Linked DNA regions of Homo sapiens: all the other regions are linked to region 4. A link is a loop called in an ENCODE intact Hi-C map of the cell type or tissue named here. Cell type or tissue: dorsolateral prefrontal cortex. All regions are shown on one strand. Region 1 overlaps LOC102724945 (a long non-coding RNA gene). Region 2 has its middle 160 kb from the start of SPTSSA. Region 3 overlaps EGLN3 (egl-9 family hypoxia inducible factor 3). Region 4 has its middle 110 kb from the start of EGLN3.

Region 1 (5,000 bases), 180 kb before region 4:
CAAGGGGAAATAGCAAGGCAAGGTCACCTGCAAAGAGAAGTGGCAGGCTGCAGGGAGAAAGGACTGGCTTTCACACCTGTTCATGGGTGACATTCAACTTCTTCAGCAGCCTACTGGATGTGTCACCACAATCTCAAGTAGCTCTCATTGCTCTTCTCTTTGTGTATGCCCTTGTGAAGGGTGGGTGGGATTTTGTTGCTTCTCTGGGCCTCTTGTCTCGCTGATTTTGTTAGTATGTTGTTTTCTCCCTGTTTGACTTTTATTCATTTAATTCAGATTGAATGCCTACTATGTATCAGGCATTATGTCCCCAAAATGCATATGTTCCCATACTTGCCCTTGAGGAGCCAATGATATAGAAGAGCACATGGACCCTGGAAACAGTTTCCATTCAATGTGACAAAGACTCCAAAAGAGCCGTGTATAGAGACCAGGGAAGCAGTAATGGAGGTGACATTTGAGTCAGGTCTTAGAGAATGTGTTGGACACTGATTTTTCCATTAATATAATTACTTTTTCTACTTAGTAGCACTAACCTGCTAGAAAGAGAAGTAGAAGCCAATAACTCGTTAACTCAGGAGACTGACGGACAGAACCTATTAGCTAAAGGCTAGGCTCTTATTTCAAGCAATTCAGCAAATATTCAGGCCTTAATCATTTCAGTTATTGGAGGACAGTGCCATCTGGAAAGTGAACTCTCTGGAACTTACCCTCAAGTTTCCCTGATAGAAAGACGTTCTAGGAATTGTCTTTGTCTTTGGAAATTCCTAGAATTAGCTTTGCTTTATGTTCAATATAGCTAATTTCCCAGTCTCATGGCAGACACTCAGAAAATGAACAACATGTTTAAATTGTTGCAAAGATGAAAGCAACAAAGATGAAAACAAGGATTATTACTAAAGAACCGGTTTTAATTTAAATTTCTGAAGAAATTTTACAAAGTGCAGGAACACGTGAGGTAAGCTGGCTCCTTGAGTTTGCAGTTCCTTGGAGAGCTGATGCTGAAAGCTCATAGCCTTCCTAGTGCCAGGTGGGATTCTGTGGATTTTTTTCACGTTACTTTTATGAGACAAACCCATGGATGTCAACCATGTGACACAATATCCATGACTTTCCTGGCTGTACAAATAGTTCTCTAATTTGATGCTAATAATAGGACATCTTTTTTCCTTGGGAAATACTGTTTTTTAGGCTTAACACTTCAGGCACACCCCTCCCCCTGGGAAAAAAAAAAAAAAAACCCAGTTCAATTTAATAATGATTTTTGTCTGCCTATGTTTATTATATCTGGACCCTGATAGTACATTTATCTTCTGTCATGGAGTTGAGACAGTATCTATTCAGCTGGTTTTCCAGCCCCAAACTTAAGTAGGATCCTTTACCTGCAAAACATGGGGCTGGCCTTGCGTTTAAAAGCAGTACTCATGTTTCAGTTTCCAATTTGAAACTTAGGAACTGCTCTTTCCAGACTTGAAAGTTTTCCTCCTGACCAGCTATTATATACCGCCTCCTGGGACTTTAATACAGATCTGTCATTCCTTCTAGACCTCGAACTCCTTAAGAACAAGGACAATGTCTCACTTATCTTTGTATTCCATAGCTCATTACGTAAAGGAGGTCTTTAAGAATTATTTGCAAAATCTGTATTGCATTCTTATCCTAAAAGTTTGTAAACTGGACCATCAAATGTAGATTTCCCTGTGCAAGGAGTGAAAAACAGCAAGTACCATGTATGCAAGTCTCAGAACTTGACTTCTCATAATTATTTTTTAAAACGAAGGCAAACCAGGCTGGGCACGGTGGCTCACACCACGCCCAGCCTGGTTTGCACAGGCAAATAGGGTAAGTAGGTTGCTTAAAGTTGTCTAGAAATTAAGTGATGGTTCAGATTCAAGCCATTTGGCTCTAGATCCACATTCATAATCCCTTTGCCATCTATTCTTAGCTTACCTTGTTCAATTTTCTATCCTGAGTCCCTCTAATAAGTTCTCAGCTTCTGTTTTTTCTTTAAAATCGGCACTCATCTCTGATTTATCACCTCTCTTCTGTCCCCTCGCCCCTATTCTCTCCCTCCATTTTCCCTTCTTCTCTCCCTTCTAATTCCGTTCGTGATGAGAACCACATTGTGTACCTGAAATTTATATTTCAAGCAGCTTTCTATCAGCAACCAGGAGCTTCCTGTACACGTTGCAACTTTAGAGAACACAATGCAGATGAGAATTATAAATCTCTAAGTGCGCATGTTCTTCCTTTTATGATGGGTTAAAAGACAGTTTAAAAATCACCTCCCATTTTGAGCTTTGAATCTGAGCTGAGAAGGATAGTAAAAGCAATATAAAGAAAAGGAAATCAACTTCAAAACCGGCCCCCCGCTTTTCCCTGTGAGAAGGCCACTACAAATTGTGGAGATGCTTCTCAAATGCAATTAGATTCTGCCGCTGCCTGCCGCGTCTCTCCACATTGCATCACTGTTCTCGAAATCGCTGAAGCCTCTCTTGGGACACTAGATAATCTGAAGAAAGAATAGAGTGTTCAGGCAACACAAGTTCTACAGAGAACTAAGGCACACCGATTTGCATTTCTGGGTCAGCATGATTTCACTTTCATTTAACCCTTGTACTGACCCTTGTTTTCCAACGCGTTGGCTCTTTCTGCCGTCTGAGACTGTGTGATGTGCTGAAGCCAAGAAGGTAAGTGTCCCTGGCAACCCGAAGCCTGCAAACCTCTCTCCAAGCCCCTCTTCAAGCTTCCCACCATCATTAAGGTCCTTTCAGTGAGGAATTGGCCAACATTTTAAGTGTCTCTGGATGCAGGTTTTATTCACGTTTAATAAGGTAGTTTTGTGTGTTAATGGAAAATGAAATGAATATTAGAAATCACATATTCAGATATGCTTGTGGCTGCCAGAGTTTTGCATTTCCTGCGTGGTTGTTCATCTTTAATGTAATGAGAATAGTAACGGAGAACAACGGATGTTATATTCTCTTTCTCTCTCTCTCTCTGGTAGGAGTCATGCTGAGAATCCCTTGAAAACCCACAGTGTGTCAGAAAGACAGACATGACATATATTTCTCTCGTCTTATTCACAGTATAATTTCCATTAAAAGGGAGCAAAGACCCCCAACAAGACTTAATTGCTTGCAACTTAACAGGTGTAGGTCATTAGTTGTTTATGTGCAATGAGGTCTACTTGGCTAGAAGAACCTTGTGTAAAAGTAAAGGTGCATTGCAAAATTTAAAGTGCTGGATAAATGCTAGCTATGAACCCAATATTAAAATAATTGAGATGACATGTTGATTAATTATTTGCCCAAAAGAGGTTTACCTCAATCAGTAAGAATAATTTTATTGCTTTTTTTCTTAATTATAAAAGTAATAGCCGGGTGTGGTGTCTCACACCTGTAATCCCAGCACTTTGGGAGGCCGAGGTAGGCAGATCACTTGAGTTCAAGAGTTTGAAACCAGCCTGGCCAACATGGTGAAAGCCGATCTCTACTAAAAATACAAAACAATTAGCCAGGCATGGTGGTGCACGCCTGTAATCTCAGCTACTTGGGAGGCTGAGGCAGGAGAACTGCTAGAACCTGGGAGGTGGAGGTTGCAGTGAGCTGAGATTGCGCCACTGCACTCCAGCCTGGGCGATAGAGCAAGACTCCATGTCAAAAAAAAAAAAAAAGAAAATTAATAGTTGTATGATATGTGAATGCCATCTCAACAAAGCTGTTTTTTTATGAAATTATAGAAAAGACAGGTAAACAATGGGAATAAAATCAAAATCACCAATAATCCCAGTTCCCAGAGATAAACCACCAATAGCATGATTTGTTTTACTATAATTTTCACTGTGTAAATGCAAAACTGAAGTGATGCAATAGTGTTGAAATCTCCCTTTCCTTTTCTTTCTTCCTTTCTTTCTTTCTTTCTTTCTTTCTTTCTTTCTTTCTTTCTTTCTTTCTTTCTTTCTTTCTCTTTCTTCTTTCTTTCTTTCTTTCTTTCTCTCTCTCTCTCTTTCTTTCTTTTTTTGAGACATGATCTCACTCTGTCACCCAGGCTAGAGTGCAGTGGCACAATTGTGGCTCACTGCAACCTTGAACTCCTGGGCTTATGCTACCCTCCCACCTCAGCCTCCCAAAGTGCTGAGATTACAGGTGCATGCCACTATGCCTGGCTCCCTTTTCATTTAATGTATTATAAACATTAAATATTCCTCTGCCTCCGCGTAGTGTTCTGCTGTATAAATGTTTTATAACATACTTAAGCAACCCTCTATTTTTGGATATCTAGGCTGTCTCCAAGTTTTTGATAATGTTTTTGATAGCTGTCTAATGAGCATCCTTGTAGCTATATCTTTGAGCATATCTGTGATTATTTCTGAATAAATTTCTAGATATCTAGTCATTGAATCAAAGAATATGCACCCATCTAAGGCTTTAAAACACACATGACTCTGTGTCTGTGTGTGTGTGAGTGTGTGTGTATCACATAGGAAATAAATATTAGAAATCACATATTCAGATATGCTTATGGCTGCCAGAGTTTTGCGCTTCCTGGTTGTTGTTCATCCTTAATGTAATGAGAATAGTAATGGGGAACAACGGATGTTATATTCTCTCTCTCTGGTATGAGGTATGCTGGGAATTCCATGAAGACCATTTCTTCATGGTCCATTCCATTTCTTCATTCCATGAAGAACCTTCAGGAACATTCTTCCGTAGATTCTTAATGAAGCTAAACATTGTTTCAAATGATTATTGTCCACTAAATATAAATAAATATAAATATATTTATAATATTTATTATGTATCTAGATAAATACATATACATATATTTGTATATGTTCATATAAATAATACTTATATAATATATGTGTATATATAATAAATTTGAATCAATACCTTTTAGAAGGTATATATGTAGATGTATATATACACACACGCACTCACACTACATTTATACTAGCAGTGTATATCCTTGCACTTATTTTTATATACATTCCCCAA
Region 2 (5,000 bases), 460 kb before region 4:
CACGCCTGTAATCCCAGCACTCTGGGAGGCCAAGGTGGGCAGATCACTTGAAGCCAGGAGTACGAGACCAGCCTGGCCAACATGGCAAAACCCCATCTGTACTACAAATACAAAAAGCAGCAGGGCATGGTGGTGGGCACTTGTAATCCCAGCTACTTGGGAGGCTGAGGCAGGAGAATTGCTTGAACCTGGGAGGCGGAGGTTGCAGTGAGCCGAGATTGTGCCACTGCACTCCAGCCTGTGTGACAGAGTGAGACTCTGTCTCAAAAAAAAAAGCTAACTAGGCCAACTAGGCTCACTCACCAAGTGATTGTCTCCCAAACACTGGTGTTATGGTGTTCAACATTCAAATTTGAGTCTCAGCAAAAGACAAATTGCTATAGGTCATGGGTCTTTGGTACCACTGTGAATGCTAAATCCATGAATACCAGAGGTTTGGTAAACTCTGTGGTCCCTCAGCTTCTTCATGGTGTTGGGTCTTTAGAGAGGCTCGGCATATGATTTATTGATTCATGATGGGGGATAATTAGGTAGGAAGAATTAGAGTAGACAGACAGAGTAGTTAGAAAGACAGACTGTTCAGGGCCCTTATAGCCACCTGCATCCAAATGAAACTATATTCTGGGTTGGAGCACAACTTGATCCTCTCTGTGAGAAAGCAGCACATGGCCTTCTCTAAAGATTTTATGAATGGGAGTGAGAAATGGAGGAGAGCCAAAGATAGCAGCTGGGCTATTCTCTTGGACCATGCAACATAAAAAATCTTTTATGGAATAGGTTCTACGTTTGTCTGGCACAGTGCAGGAAGGGTAAATGTTCTCTTGCGGCATTCTCCACCCCCTCCCCCATGCCTGCTCTCCTTTGTGATCCCTGGGAGAGAGCACTTCTCCAAGCACAAGCCGAGGAGTAAATGGTGCAGGCAGAGTAAAAGAATCCTCCCCTGCCCCGCAAGCCCCGCTGGAGGCTGCCGGCCCAGACAGGGCAGGACACAAGGCAGTTGCACAGAGAATAAAGGTGTGTGCATGTGGCTCAGGGATCTGAACAAAGCTCCAGTGGTGACAAGCGTCCCAGGAAACCAGACTGAGAGCTGGTCACAGGCCTACAGTGTATGCCAAAGTGTACCAAATCTGTGGCAGGAGAATATGTGTGGTCGCATGGAAGCAAAGCTCAGATGATCCAGTTAAGTAGTCATCCATGGGAAGGCCGGGTAAGAGCAGCGCAAGCCATGGACCATTGGAGTTCTGCGGGTCGGAAACAGGCAACATCAGGAATTAGGGAAGCTGCCCTGCTATGAGGCCAGGTGGTTTTGTTTAAAATTTTTTTTTTTTTTTTTAATAGAGACAGGGTCTCACTGTATTGCCCAGGCTGGTTTTGAACTCCTGGGCTGAAGCAGTCCTCCTGCCTCAGCCTCCCAAAAGTGCTGGGATTACAAGCGTGAGCCACTGCACCCAGCCTAAATTAAAACAAAAACAAAAGCTAAATCCACTAGCAGAGTCGGAGGAATTGGTTCTGAGATTTTTTGGTTGAGAGGACCTCCCACCCACCGCCCGCCGAATACCTTGAGAACCAATTTGTGTTACGAAGCCCAAATGGCTCATTTCTAGGTTCCTTACTAATGTAATCCTATGTAACCCTATACCCTTTTCCTGACCCTCAGCCACTTTTCTTCCTGGCTGAGGGCTGACCTATCACCTTTGGAAGAGAACACAGGCAAAGGAGGAACGGCAGAGGGGGCTAGGGGTGGGGCTGGGGCTGGGATGGCTGGTACACACACCATCTCAGGGTGGCTGGTGGCTGTGTGGGTGTGGGGTGCGCTCTGACCCTCGCCTGCAGGCCGCTTTTTCATAGCATTGCCATCTATGCCTTTGAAGCAGAAAAGAAATCCCACTTTCCTCTGAGGCCCCTTTTGTAATATGGCTTTCCTCTGGCTGGTTGGATTAGTTAAAATTTCATCAGCTTCCCTTAAAAAAATTTCATCTCATGAAAAGTGAGGATATCTCTTGAAGATGTTCTCCACCTTCAAGAAATAAAGAATCTGATGTGCTCTTATTCTAGAAACTTAGTATCTCTTGTAAGCTTAAACAAGTCAGATGGTGTGCTTTAGAACTATATAGATGTATTTGTGGTTGTTCAATGGTTGTATTAAAAGAAAAAAATGAGATTCCCACTCCCTTCTCCACCATCCCAATGTTTTGTGTTCTTCGGGGTGTGAGAGTGGGCAGGTGTTCAGACCCTGGCAAAAAAAGACCACACATCCTGAAAACCAACTCAAAATAATAGCAGCCAGCATGAGATGATAAGATCAAAGCAGTAGGGGGCAGTATGACACAATTGAACAGAGGTTGCTAGTCTAATAAAACATCAGAAACAAGGCTCTTTGAGACAACAAAGGCAAAAATTGTGCTAAGAGCTGTAAATCTTGCATGCTAAATTCTGGTGCAAGAGACAGTCATGGTGTATCATAATTAAACATGCTACTAAAACATAAATTTCTTACTGATAACTTCCTCTTAGTGGCCTTGTTTCCCAAGGAGTGAAACAGAGCTGGTCACCCATTAGCATTAATTGGAAAGATTTCTGGTGTCTTCAGCACAGATTTGCCTTTTGTGTACTGGAAACGACAAAGGAAAAATAAATCACCATTGTCATAGCCATCAGTGTTCCCTAATCATCTTTATGAGTATGAGGCTGTGTTAGTGCTGAAGGACGGGGTTTGTTGGTTGACTCCAGCATCCTCCAAACTTGCAGGCAGTGGGTGGAGAAGAAGGACCATTTATAGGTACTGTATTGGTTTCTTTGGGCTGCTATAACAGAGTACTACAAACAGAGAGGCCTTAAACCACATAAACTTATTCTCTCACTTTAGGAGGCTAGAAGTCCAAAATCAAGGTGCTGGTAGGGTTGTGCCTCCTCCAAGTCCTGTGGGGGTGATACTTGGTTGCCTCTTCTTGGCTCCTGGTGGTGGCCGTAGATCCTTGGTGTTCCTTGGCTTGTGACAGCATAACTCTAATCTCTTCCTCTGTCTTCACATGGTGTTCTCACTGTGTCTCTGTCTTTACATGGCTGTCTTCTTATGAGGACATCAGCTGTGTTGGATTAGGGGCCCACCCTAATCCAGTATGACCTCATCTTAACTAATTATAAGGATCCCATTTCCAAATAATGTCACCGATATGGTTTGGCTCTGTGTCCCCACCCAAATCTCATCTTATAACTCCCATAATTCCCGTGTGTTGTGGGAGGGACCCAGTGGGAGATGATTGAATCATGGGGGCAGGTCTTTCCCATGCTGTTCTCATGATAGTAAGTCTCATGAGTTCTGATGGTTATTATAAGGGGAGTTTTCCTACACAAGCTCTCTTCTCTTGTCTGCTGCCATATGAGATGTGCCTTTCACCTTCCGCCATGATTGTGAGGTCTCTCCAGCCACATGAAAGTGTAAGTCCAATAAACCTCTTGCTTTTGTGAATTTCCCAGTCTCAGGTATGTCTTTATCAGCAGCTTGAAAATGGACTAATATAGTCACCTTGCGGGGTACTGGGGATTAGTCTTTTTTTTTTTGAGACAGAATCTTGTTCTGTTGCCCAGGCTGGAGTGCAGTGGCATGATCTCGACTCACTGCAACCTCTGCCTCCTGAGTTCAAGTGATTCTCCTGCCTCAGCCTCCCAAGTAGCTGAGATTACAGGCAGCCACCACCACCACAGCCGGCTAATTTTTGAATTTTTAGTAGAGATGGAGTTTCACCATGTTGGCCAGGCTAGTCTTGAACTCCTGACCTCAAGTGATCCTCCCACCTAGGCTTTCCAAAATGCTGGAATTATGGGTGTGAGCCAGCTCACCGGGCCAAGGCTTTCGATATATCTTTTTTTGGGGGGGGACATAATTTATCCCAACAGGTCATAGATATTTTTGAGTTGTTTGGATTCTGCCACCTGATCTGACCTGTTACCATATCATAGCATCTCTCAAACAGGGCCAGTCAATTCTGGCTGCCTACCAGCCTACTGTATCTTCCTATAGACTATTTGCTAAACAGTTACCTGAGTAATCCTTTTAAAATGCAAATTGATCAACACAAGCTCCTGCTTAAAACCCTCCAGTGGCTTCCTATCCCTCTTAGAATTCCCAGGCTTAAGTGATTTGGCCCCTGGTGTTTCTCTGATCTTTCCTTTTTTTTTGGACACAGGGTCTCGCTTTGTCACCCAGGCTGGAGTGCAGTGGCATGAACATGGCTCACTTCAGTACAGCTTTGACCTCCCAGGCTCAAGCGATCCTCCCGCCTCAGTCACATACGTAGCTGGGGCTATGGGGATGCATCACCATGCATGGCTACTATTTGTATTTTTTGTAGAGATGGGGTTTTGCCATGCTGCCCAGGCTGGTTTCAAACTCCTGAGTTTAAGCAGTTTGCCCACCTCAGCCTCCCGAAGTGCTAGGATTACAGGCATGAGCCACTGCGTGTGGCCTCTTTCACCTCTTTTAACTTCCCTTTCTCCAGCACTTTACTTCAGGTACTTCTCCTTTGACATGACAGGCTCATTTCACCTGGGCCTTTGCCCTGCTATTCCTTGCATCCAGAATGCTCTTCCCAGAAACGTGCATGGCACCCTCCCTCATTTCCTTAAGGGCGATGCTTATATATCACCATATCAAAAACAACACACTCTTTTTTCTCTGCCTTTTTTCTCTTCACTTATCCGTGTGTGAGAGTTTATCATATATCTATTTGTTTATTACCTGTTTCCTCACTATAGTATAATCTCTATTAGGAGTGAAACTTTGTTTTGTCCACTTCTATATCCTCAGTGTCTAGAACAGAGCCTGGCACACGGTAGGTACCCAATAATTGTCTATTGAATGAATGAATGAATATATCTCATTTAACCCTCAACCTATTTCTCAAGCCAGGTTACATAGCAAAAGACCTATCAACTACTTGAAGGAAAAGCCAGAAATCAAACCCAGGTTGGCCTGACTCTTTCCAAGATGCAAGAATATC
Region 3 (5,000 bases), 98 kb before region 4:
ATGTCTACTTCTAGGATTATAAGGAATTAACATTGAGATGACATTTCCATTTGAGAAGGAAAATAGTTGCTTTCAGTGCCTTTTATTTGATTCCTGGAGAGAGCAGACTCGCACCGACATTCAACCCCAGCGCTGATATGACAGTAATCCTCAGAGGCAGAGCCCAGCACAAAACAGCAATGCTAGAAAGTTACAATTGGAAAGTTTCCTGCCAGCTTCGGGAATGACACTGCAAAGCTGATGCCAGAAACTGCCAGAGTAATTCTCCTCATTACTGCTCTACCCACCCACTTTCAGCTCCCCAAATTAACTAGTGCAGTTGACTAATTCCTCTTTACCTTTATCATTTAGGGTGAGGCATTGCACAAAAACTCTCGACTTTGCCATATAAGGGCTGTGGTTCTCTGTGGTCCCTGGATAAGAGGCATCACCATTATCTGGAAACATGCAGTAAATGCAGATTCTTCATCTTCTCCCCAGACCTCCTGAGTTAGAAATTCACAAGTTCTCCAGGTGATCTCATACATGCTAAAGTTTGAGAACCATTGAGTAAAGTTAATGCATTAAGAAGAGATTAGATAGGGATGGTGGCGTATCTTCCTACAGTTTCCCTGTTAACAAGAAAGTCAGAGGTCAGTTGATCAGACATTAGATTATTTATTGCTAAAACTAAAAAAAAAAACAAAAAACGATTTTTAGTTCACATTTATAGCCTATTATTTGTACCAGCATATTTAATTTTCCAGAACTAGAATTGAAGCAAATTTTGGAACCAGTTCCCTCCTGTTATGGTGAATGGAGGTGAATGTCTGGCCTTTGGCAAGACAACTGCATTTGAGGCCTATGTGGACCCTGCAGGGGCTACAGAGATTTTATGGTGGGCTTGAGGTTGACCTGCACTGGGAATAACCAAAGCAAAGACAAGATGACTTGGACAAGTAGGGTCAATTTTCTTGGCCTCTTGCCTTTGTTAAAATTCCCCCTTTGGATCTTTGAGTTTACAGACTGAATACCAAGCACACTCTTTTAAAAAAATTCTTGCAATTGTTTGTATTTTGTGATTTTTCTATCACTCTGGAAGGGTGATAGGCAAGGATGAGGTAGGTGGAGTCAAATATTTCAAGTAGAACCAAAGATCTTAGTTCCCTCAAAAATGAGGTGGGGGTGAATTTGCTAATGTCAGACATTAGATAAACTGAGTTGGTAAAGCACGTCTTAAGACCTCACACTCTTCAGCCAGACCAACTGGGTTCAAAAAGGCAAGTTACCTAAGCTCTCTGTGCCTCCATTTCCTCATCGGTAAAATGGAGATAATGTTCCTACTTCATGCGGTTGTTAGGGAGTGTGAAGGAGGTCCGATTTGTGAAGCACACAGAACAGTGTTGGGCACATAGTAAATGCTTTACAAATGTTTGTTTAGTAAATAAATATAGCCACTGAATTTCATGAGTTCTAATCTACGCTAACTTGCTGTGTGTCATTTCTTTCATTCAGCAGATCTGTTTTTCCAAGTGCTGAAATGCATATGTAGGTTTCTCCTGTTTTAAGATTGTTTCGGCCGGGCGCGGTGGCTCACGCCTGCAATCCCAGCACTTTGGGCGGCCGAGGCGGGTGGATCACGAGGTCAGGAGATAGAGACCATCCTGGCTAACAAAGTGAAACCCAGTCTCTACTAAAAACACAAAAAATTAGCCGGGCGTGGTGGCGGGCGCCTGTAGTCCCAGCTACTCGGGAGGCTGAGGCAGGAGAATGGCCTGAACCCGGGAGGCAGAGCTTGCAGTGAGCCGAGATCGCGCCAGTGCACTCCAGCCTGGGTGACAGAGCGAGACTCCGTCTCAAAAAAGAAAAAAAAAAAAAGATGATTGTTTCAAGGCATTTTTCATGACATTTTGATTGGTAACTTCGTTTTTTCATATATTATCCATTATTAAAGTCTTGTCTTACCAATTATTTTGAGTTATGGATTCTTTAAGTACTTTAGGATTAAGTTCAGATGAAAATTTCAAATATTCCATTCTCTGATGAGCCTGCAGTCACAAGTATTCCTTGTCTCTGTTATGCTCAAAGCCTTTAGAGAGCCATAGGTGATGTTTTATTATTCTGATAAGGCTGTTTTCTCATATCAAAGGAAGTCGAATATTATGTTTCTCTATAGAAATACCTGTGATAACTTCTAGGTCCATAGGGTAACTTCTAGGGTTAATGACTTCTACCAAGGACTTGGAGCGGTGTGACTCAGGGCACACACTGCTGCTCACCTTCCCAGTAACCAGGAAATTAAACAAGATATGTGCAAAATGCCACCGGGCTACATGAATTCTCAGGAAACAGCAGCTGTTAATATTTGGGGAAAGGCATCAGAAAGGAAATGGTTAAATGCGTCTTGATGTCCTTATCCCTGGGCTGGACTGACCTTTGCTGATTTTATAATTGTGAGGAAGCCCGGTTGAAAACATTTCTCTGGTGACTGGGGTAGAGATGGGGGAGGGGGATGGTTCCCAGTGTCCGTTCCCAGCTCAGGCTGCCTGGCGGTGTGCTCGGGTGTGGGCTGGCTGCCACCCTCACGCAGCGCACGTAGCCCTGTCACTCAGCCATCACCCTGCTGGCTTAGAGCCAGTCCTCCACGGGAAGGGCGGCCTGCCCAAACCCAAACACCCTGTATTAATATGGCGATGTTGCCGGGCCTGTTTACTGTGCCTAATTGCATGGGCTCTGGCTGAATCCCCTCCAAGGAGAAGAATTAACCACAATGCAGAAAGGAATGACAATAGTCTCTTAAATTCCTGGCCTCTGAGCCTTTCAGTGGCTTCTTGGGGGAGGGCGATTCACTCAGAAGGTCGTGCATGAAATGCGGGATCTCCTGGAATAGAATCTTGATCCCGCACAGTTCAACTTTAGAGGCCTTTGAACCCCCTAGAATTTCGTGCAGACTTCTGTGTGTGCGTGCATATTTCTTACATCCTTTTAATGTAAGAATCTCAAAGGGCTATTGTGCCTGGTAGAACTATCATCACTGACCCAGGAGAACTAGATGGATGCTTCCACGCTCTGGGTAGTTAATGATCCTGAAGCTAGGACCAAGTTCATCTGAGGACAGGTTTTAAAGTGAGAATGGTAAATTCTCTGCTATTCAGGCACGGTGCTCTCACCTGGCCAGGAGGGTGTGGGCAGACCCACTTCACTAGAGCAACCGAGAGTCGGTTATTACTTCTTATTTTTTATTTTCAGAAGTTCTGAAGTTTCTACAATATTAGAAAATTCAGGTGTAGGTATGTGATGACCGTTGTTCTACCTTGGGAGAGAGGTCATGTGTAGCAGTGTTCTGGGTAAGTAGGTTCTGCGAGAGGAATTATTTTTAGTGTGGATTTAGGACAAATGAGGAGGGCAGAAGTAGTCTGCATTGTGGAAGTAGAGTAGTAAAAAACATTTTCATGAATAATTTGGGGTTTATTGAAAGGATTACCTACCTGACAGGTATTTGTCTGGTATTCTGAATCTTCCAAATGGTCTGGTGAGATGCTGAAGCTTTGGAAAGGTGAACACGGTGGCTGGACACAGCTTGTGTTATGGCCCACCAAAAGTGTATTTTCTCTTTCCCCCTCATTTTATTACATCAGTCTGTAACTAGAGGCACTAGAAGTCAGGAAATAGAATAGCTAGGCTTGCTCTTAACCAACAACAAAGATGACCAGCAAGATGCCAAGGTAACTGATGACAGTTTACACAAAATTTCTTACTTTTCTAAGAGCTCACGTTTGCTTACAACTATTTTCTTCATGCCCGTCTAGGTGAAGTTTGAATGTCTAAAAATTCTAAAGCACTTTTAATACTTACAAGTTAGCACTGCTTCATCATCACATTGAGACCTTTTTTGTTCAATTCTGTATAAAGGATAAGACCAGCTGGCAGCAAATGTGAACTTTTGCAGTGACATTTTCTTAAAACTTGGAGAAAGCTTTGCATAGTTGCCATCGTCTTGTAAAGAGGCCCTGTGAACATTGTTCTGTAGGAATTTAATTTACTTGACAACAGTAGATCCCACAAAATGTCCTTGAAGATCACATATCCCTGAACAAGGGAGATGATAGAAGGTTGAAGTAGTAATTCCAGTTTGCTTTTCATGTCCTCCGGATTTAAGTTGCAAATGATTTTTTGAGTTCTTTTCTCTCACTCCTTGTCAGAGCCAAGTGGAAAATAATGGAATTGGACATTTTGGCTTAATTTGTCTTTAGATTTTTTTTTTTTTAAATAAAACTTGTAAAGGGCATGTCTCTTTCAGGTTTTGTTTTTTTTTTTCTCCAGCCTTTCCTCCAGTATGCCTGCATATAGCAGTTTGAATACCTAAACGTTTTTTTGGTTTTTCTTTCTTTTTAAATAGGAGAATTTCAGATCTAGAGCTGCTGCTAGCACATATAGTGCCTTTGTTCCAGCTACTAATCCCCTTTCCCCTCCCTCAGATGAATTACCAAATGGGGCCCCTACATCAGCAGGGTGCCTTGATGAAGGCAGGACCTAAAGTATGTGATCATGGGGATGCCCTGCTCACTGGCCACAGTCAAGGCGTGTGTTAAAATATGTGCTGAACATAAACCACCTAGAAAAATAGCCCTGGAAGTGTAGCCTTCAGCTCCTCTACCCACAGCTGACTAAAAACATTGGCAAGTTTGTCACCTAGGCTGTTGTCACCCGAATATAAATGAGACCCATTTCTGGCCAGAAAACTTCAGCTATCACAGTCTACATTGTGATGAGTTGCTTGGCTGTTTTTCCAAGCAAAAGAAGGTGCATGGTCTCATGTATTTCCTCCCAACTCTTATTTATTTATTTATATTTTTTGAGACAGCATCTCGCTCTGTCGCCCAGGCTGGAGTGCAGTGGTGCGATCTCGGCTCACTGCAACCTCCACTTCCCAGGTTCAAGCAATTCTCCTCCTCAGCCTCCTGAGTAGCTGGGATTACAGGCGTGCGCCACCATGCCCAACTAATTTTTGTATTTTTAGT
Region 4 (5,000 bases):
GCTGCAATTGTTTTATGTCTCAGTCTATTAGGTACTGTACAATGCGACAGATCTATTATTTATACAGTTGTTCAGCAAAACTTTTGTGGGTTTTTAAATTGACTGTAATGTTTAGCAATTGGAATATAAATTTATTCAAGCCTCTTATTTGGTCGCCTCAATGGTGCATTACAAAGTATTTTATAGTGTCTGATCTGCTTAAGTTTTACAACCAGCTTCCATTGTTCTGCACTTTTTACAGCTAGTGCTGAGAGCAGGGCTGGGTGCCCCTGCCTCCTGTTGGCCCCTAGGGCTGCTCCCAGGGACTGGGGACTGATTCACCAGGTGAACCCAGGATGTAAACAGCACCCACCCCCTGCCTCAACTCCTTTTTAAATGCCTTCCTTTCCCTGGCTTCCTGCCAAGTGTCTATGGTGTGAGATTCTGTTTTGACCTAACCCAACCCCAGTTGGGAATTTGCCTGCCTGGTCCTAGCTATGATGATTAATACTAAATTCTCAAGCTGCTTCTTGCCATGGTTTTTTCCCTTGTTACCAACCTTCTTGAAGTAATGGAATATTACAGTCAGTCTTCATGTTCTCATGAGCCGCTTTTTCCATCGTCTTTTGGCTTCAACCATTACCCACTTATACAAACTACTTTCTCAAAGATCTATAATGACCTCTGGTTGTCAAATTTAAGTGCCTATGTTTTCTGGGTGTCTGCAGTGGTTGACATTGAACACACACTTCTTTCTTGATACCATTTCTCTCCTGATCAGCCTGACATAGCTGATGTGCCTACTTTCATTCATTCTTCTCTAAACTCTTGGTCTTCCCATGCCATCTGGGAACAGCCCAGGCCTCCTCATCTTACATGGTGCATGCACAGATCACATCTCTGCAGCCTTCCCCGTGCATTGCATTTCCACTCACCTCCTCCTCTGAACTCCCCCGTGTGTACATTTTTAATGCTATTTATCACATTTTACTTTATACTAATCGTCATAGCTGGGTCCTTCTTCCCCCGTGACTGTAAGTTCCTTGATACGGGCAGATATGGTGACTGATACAGTTTTGAAATCCCCATGCCGCCTGGCACACCACAGAGCCTCAATTAGTTTACCCACTTTCAAACATGGGTTTTTGAGAAGGAAAGGCAAGAGTGGTGTGAGACGAGGCTGGAGAGGTAGCACAGGGCCAGATAAAGATGACAAGTTTAGGAGTCTTTGAGGATTCTGGATTTTACCCAAAGAACTATATTAGCGCAGGATTTTAAATGTGGGATATGACATGGGTAAAACCAACATTTAGAAATATTTCTCTGCTGGAATGGAGAGGGGCAGGCAAAAGATGGTGGTAGCTTAGATTGATGGTGGGGGACAGTGGGAAGAAAAAAAGGAAAAGATCTGAAGAAAAATCTAGTAGACAGAGTGGACAGGAATCACAATTGATTTGATGTGAGGAATAAAATAAATGAAAATATTAAGAGCGTTTGCCAAATTTGACTTAAATACCTGGCTGCATGGGGATGCAAATTTCACAGTGAGAGACTGCTGAAGAGCTGGGTTCACTGTGTGTGCAGCAGGAGGAGGTGCAGGAAGTGAGGAGGTAATTTAGTTTGGTTCATATCGAGCTTGAGGTGCCTACGAGACATTCAGGGGTGATATCCAGGAACATGGGTTTGGAGATGGAGCTGGATCTGTGGGAATAGACAAAAGCACCTAAGAAGGGGGTAGAATAAGAAAAGAAGAGGGCCTGAGACAGAGCCTGGAAGATTCCAGCATCAATAGGCTAGGGCAAGATGGCAGAGTCAGCCCCAGACACTGAGGAATAGTTTGGTGTTCCTGGGCCTGAGGGACAGCAGTGTTCTCAGAAGGTCACCTGTGGCAAAGCTGCCAAGAGGTCAAGTAAGAAGAGAACTGAAGAGCTTAGACTGGAGGTAGCGTGGCCATGTGAGGCACTGTGAGGGCAGGCAGACGGAATGACATTGGAATGAGCTAAGAAGTGGGTAGACAGGAGGAAACGGGACTGGCTTGCAGGGAGCTCTGCTGAGAAGTTTCATTGCAAAGTGAGGAGAGATAGAGGCTGTAGCTCAAGGCATCTGTGGGGAGTGGGAGAGGTTAGGGTTTGTTTACTTGTTTTTGCTTTTAAGATAGAAGAGACTAGAACATGTTTAAATGTGAGAATGGAAGGAGGCAAGGAAGAGGGAGAAGGTAAAGACTCAGGAGCCACACATGACAAATGATGACTGAAAGCGTCAAGTTCCCAAGAAGGTGGGAAGATGGAGCCTCCAGGCTGCAGATGGAAGAACTGGCCTTTGTCTGATGAGGAGGGAAATGTCTTCATTTACAACAAGAAAGAGGAGATGATGAGTACGGTGCAGGGGCTTTGTGACAACAGGAAGGCAAGACAGCCTTTGGAGAGGCTTTAATGTCTGTGATATCAATGTGGAGCTAAAACTCTATTACTATTAATAATGAATTATCATAATGAAGCAGCTACCAGTAGCGACTGATGACTATGCTAAGAATTTGTATTTAATAATTTAAGCCTCACAACAAACTTATTGGGTAGGTTTTATTTATACCTGAGGAAACTGGGGTTCATAGAGGTTAAATAATTTGGCCCAAAAAGTGACAGTTGGTAAGAAATAGACCCAGGAATGAACCCTATGCCCATTCCAAACTCCCTGTTATTGCTATTACTGTGGCTATTGTCTGGCTATTGCTGTTACATCGGCAATAAGGGCCAACTCTTTACTTTTTTAAACTCACTGTGTGCTTCATGCTATTGGGAAAGTTTATAGTATACTGGAGAAGGCTTTCCTCGTCAATCTTAGGGTTAATTGAACTGTGTGCAGCTTATAATTCTAAGAATACTGGAAATGGATGGAGACAATCAGAAGAGTCCTCCCCCACATTGTGTTCCGAAATGCAGTGATTAGGTGTCATATTCTAGCATTAAAATTTTTTATCTGCTCCTTGTCTGCACAGGAGGGCAGCAGATATTTACCAGCACTGGAATAGTTAATGAAGCATGCAGCATTAGGTCTCTTTCTCATAACGGGCTTTGGGATTTTTGCTGTGATTGTTCAATGTACACTCTGCCCTCTAGTGGCCAAGATCTCCCTCGACCCGAGGGGTATCCACGAAACCCCACGCAGGGCCGTGGAAGGGGAGTTTCCTTGCACTTCACAATGGCTCTGTCCAAAGGATTTTCTTATGTGCATTTCTGTATTATTTTCATTCATTAGTTTCTCTCTCCATCTTCTACAGTAATGTATGATCAATTGGAAAACCCAGGTGACCCAAACTCCAGTGCCATTTCATAGCCATACAGCCTTGAATGCAGTCGTTATCACTGTGAGCCGGATCCCGTGGATCTGAACATGGGCTTTGGAGGCAGAAAGACCTGGACTCCAGGCCCAGAGTAGCCCACCTTTGTACGCGGACAGTTTCTTCCCCTGGGAAAGGGGGATAACATTACCTGCCTGGGGATTAAATGGGCAAGTGTGTACAAATGGCCTGGCACCTCACGATTGTCCAACAGATGTTGGTTCTCATGTTTCTTTGGCTTAACTCCCTGATTTCTGGGAAGATCTTTGAAGAGTAAGTGAGAATCGTCTCTGATGACAGTGTTGCGTTTAGCCGGTGTTGCATTGTAATTGTCTGATTATTGTTCATGTGCCCCATTGGACAATAAGCTTTGGTGAAGATAGGGGTCTTGTTGGTATCCCCACACCCAACACATAAGCCATTCAATAAATCTTTGCTGAATGAATAAGAATGAAATGTGTCCTAACACAAAGAAATGAAAAATGTTTGAGATGATGGATATGCTAATTGCCCTGATCTGATCACTGTACATTGTATCAAAACACCACTGTGTACCCCATAAATATGTACAATTATTATGAATCAATAGAAAAAAACTGGCTCGGCGCAGTGGCTCACGCCTTTAATCTCAGCACTTTGGGAGGCCTAGGCTGGCGGTTCGCTTGAGCTCAGGAGTTTGAGACTAGCCTAGGCAACATGACAAAACTGTACCTCTACCAAAAATACAAAAATTAGCCAGGCATGGTGGCGCATGCGTGTGGTTCCAGCTACTTGTGCGGCTGAGGTGGGAGGTTCACCTTAGCCTGGAAGATTGAGGCTGCAGTGAGCCATGACTGCACCACTGCACTTCAGCCTGGGTGACAAAGTGAGACCCCGACTCAAAAAAAGAGAAAAGCAAAGCAAAGCAAAGCAAAGCAAGAAACCCTGAACATATGGCTCCCAAATTCAAGCATCTCAAGTCATTTCCTAGGCACACTAAATTTTAAGACCTGCTCTAGAGGTTTGACCTCTAGGAGTCAAGCTATGGATAGAATTTAATTTGGGACTTACCTTTGTTCTCTATAATCTGCTTCATATCTGGTGACTTTTGACCTCAGCTGGGAAACAGAGCTCATGACTTCCTGCCAGATTCTTTGTCAAAAGAGCTAGTACGTGTGTTTATGAAATGGAGTCTGACTTAATGCAGAAGCTTTCTTTAAAGGTCTTGACCATAGTTTAGGGTTAAGGGAATTATTACAGAAGAAACAATTAGCATCTTACTAACTGACTGTAGGCTTGAAGTCTTTCCAAATAAACAATTTTCTTAAAAATGTTATTTATCTTTTACTTAAAAATGGCCCCTTTAGTCTCTGTATGCTTCTCTTCTTGAAACTGTGTCTCTAGGGTTTCCAAATGAGCTCATTACTTGATCTGGCTTGCTGCAGTTTCAGGAAGGCAGTTCCTATAATGTTCCTGATTGTTTGTTCTGACGTTCTTCAGACATCAGTTACACAAATGTAGAAAAAAAGCCCAGGCTTTCCTCTAGGTCGAGTTGCCAGTATGCTTCTATGGAATTTGATCCCCCAAAAAAACTACTTAGGAGACCCGAATCTGGGGGCAGATACATTTCCATAGCTCTTGCCTCAAGTGACTATTTTTTCAGTTTTATTGAGGTATAATTGACTAATTGTATATATTTGTAGTG

What was found. A loop is a pair of places that touch in the nucleus more often than their neighbours do. Peaks named below come from ENCODE experiments on the same cell type or tissue, not always from the same donor. Only the 100,000 strongest peaks of a DNase experiment are listed, where the experiment ranks them.
Region 1: a loop joins it to region 4, with 4 times the contacts of the local background. A loop is called at or near these places in 5 of 110 quality-filtered maps.
Region 2: a loop joins it to region 4, with 2.2 times the contacts of the local background. A loop is called at or near these places in 63 of 110 quality-filtered maps.
Region 3: a loop joins it to region 4, with 4 times the contacts of the local background. A loop is called at or near these places in 14 of 110 quality-filtered maps.

Annotation. Positions count from the first base shown.
Region 1 is chr14:34,016,291-34,021,290 of GRCh38, reverse strand. All of the region lies in intron 5 of LOC102724945 (a long non-coding RNA gene), which reads left to right. Among named protein-coding and RNA genes, the nearest start is that of EGLN3-AS1, 21 kb to the left of the region's middle. In dorsolateral prefrontal cortex, no CTCF peak of the experiment used is centred here; a DNase peak (open chromatin) is centred at 2,410; H3K4me3 peaks cover 1,755 bases; H3K27ac peaks cover 1,305 bases.
Region 2 is chr14:34,298,645-34,303,644 of GRCh38, reverse strand. No RefSeq gene overlaps it. Among named protein-coding and RNA genes, the nearest start is that of SPTSSA, 160 kb to the left of the region's middle. In dorsolateral prefrontal cortex, CTCF peaks have their summits at 2,119 and 2,325 (motif pointing right); a DNase peak (open chromatin) is centred at 854; H3K27ac peaks cover 510 bases.
Region 3 is chr14:33,936,066-33,941,065 of GRCh38, reverse strand. The region is part of intron 1 of EGLN3 (egl-9 family hypoxia inducible factor 3); the gene reads left to right. Among named protein-coding and RNA genes, the nearest start is that of EGLN3, 13 kb to the left of the region's middle. RefSeq lists enhancers at 2,431-2,500, 2,131-3,102. In dorsolateral prefrontal cortex, no CTCF peak of the experiment used is centred here; DNase peaks (open chromatin) are centred at 163 and 2,575; H3K4me3 peaks cover 1,390 bases; H3K27ac peaks cover 4,621 bases.
Region 4 is chr14:33,837,892-33,842,891 of GRCh38, reverse strand. No RefSeq gene overlaps it. Among named protein-coding and RNA genes, the nearest start is that of EGLN3, 110 kb to the left of the region's middle. RefSeq lists a silencer at 2,995-3,289. In dorsolateral prefrontal cortex, CTCF peaks have their summits at 2,895 and 3,102 (motif pointing left); a DNase peak (open chromatin) is centred at 3,091; H3K27ac peaks cover 859 bases.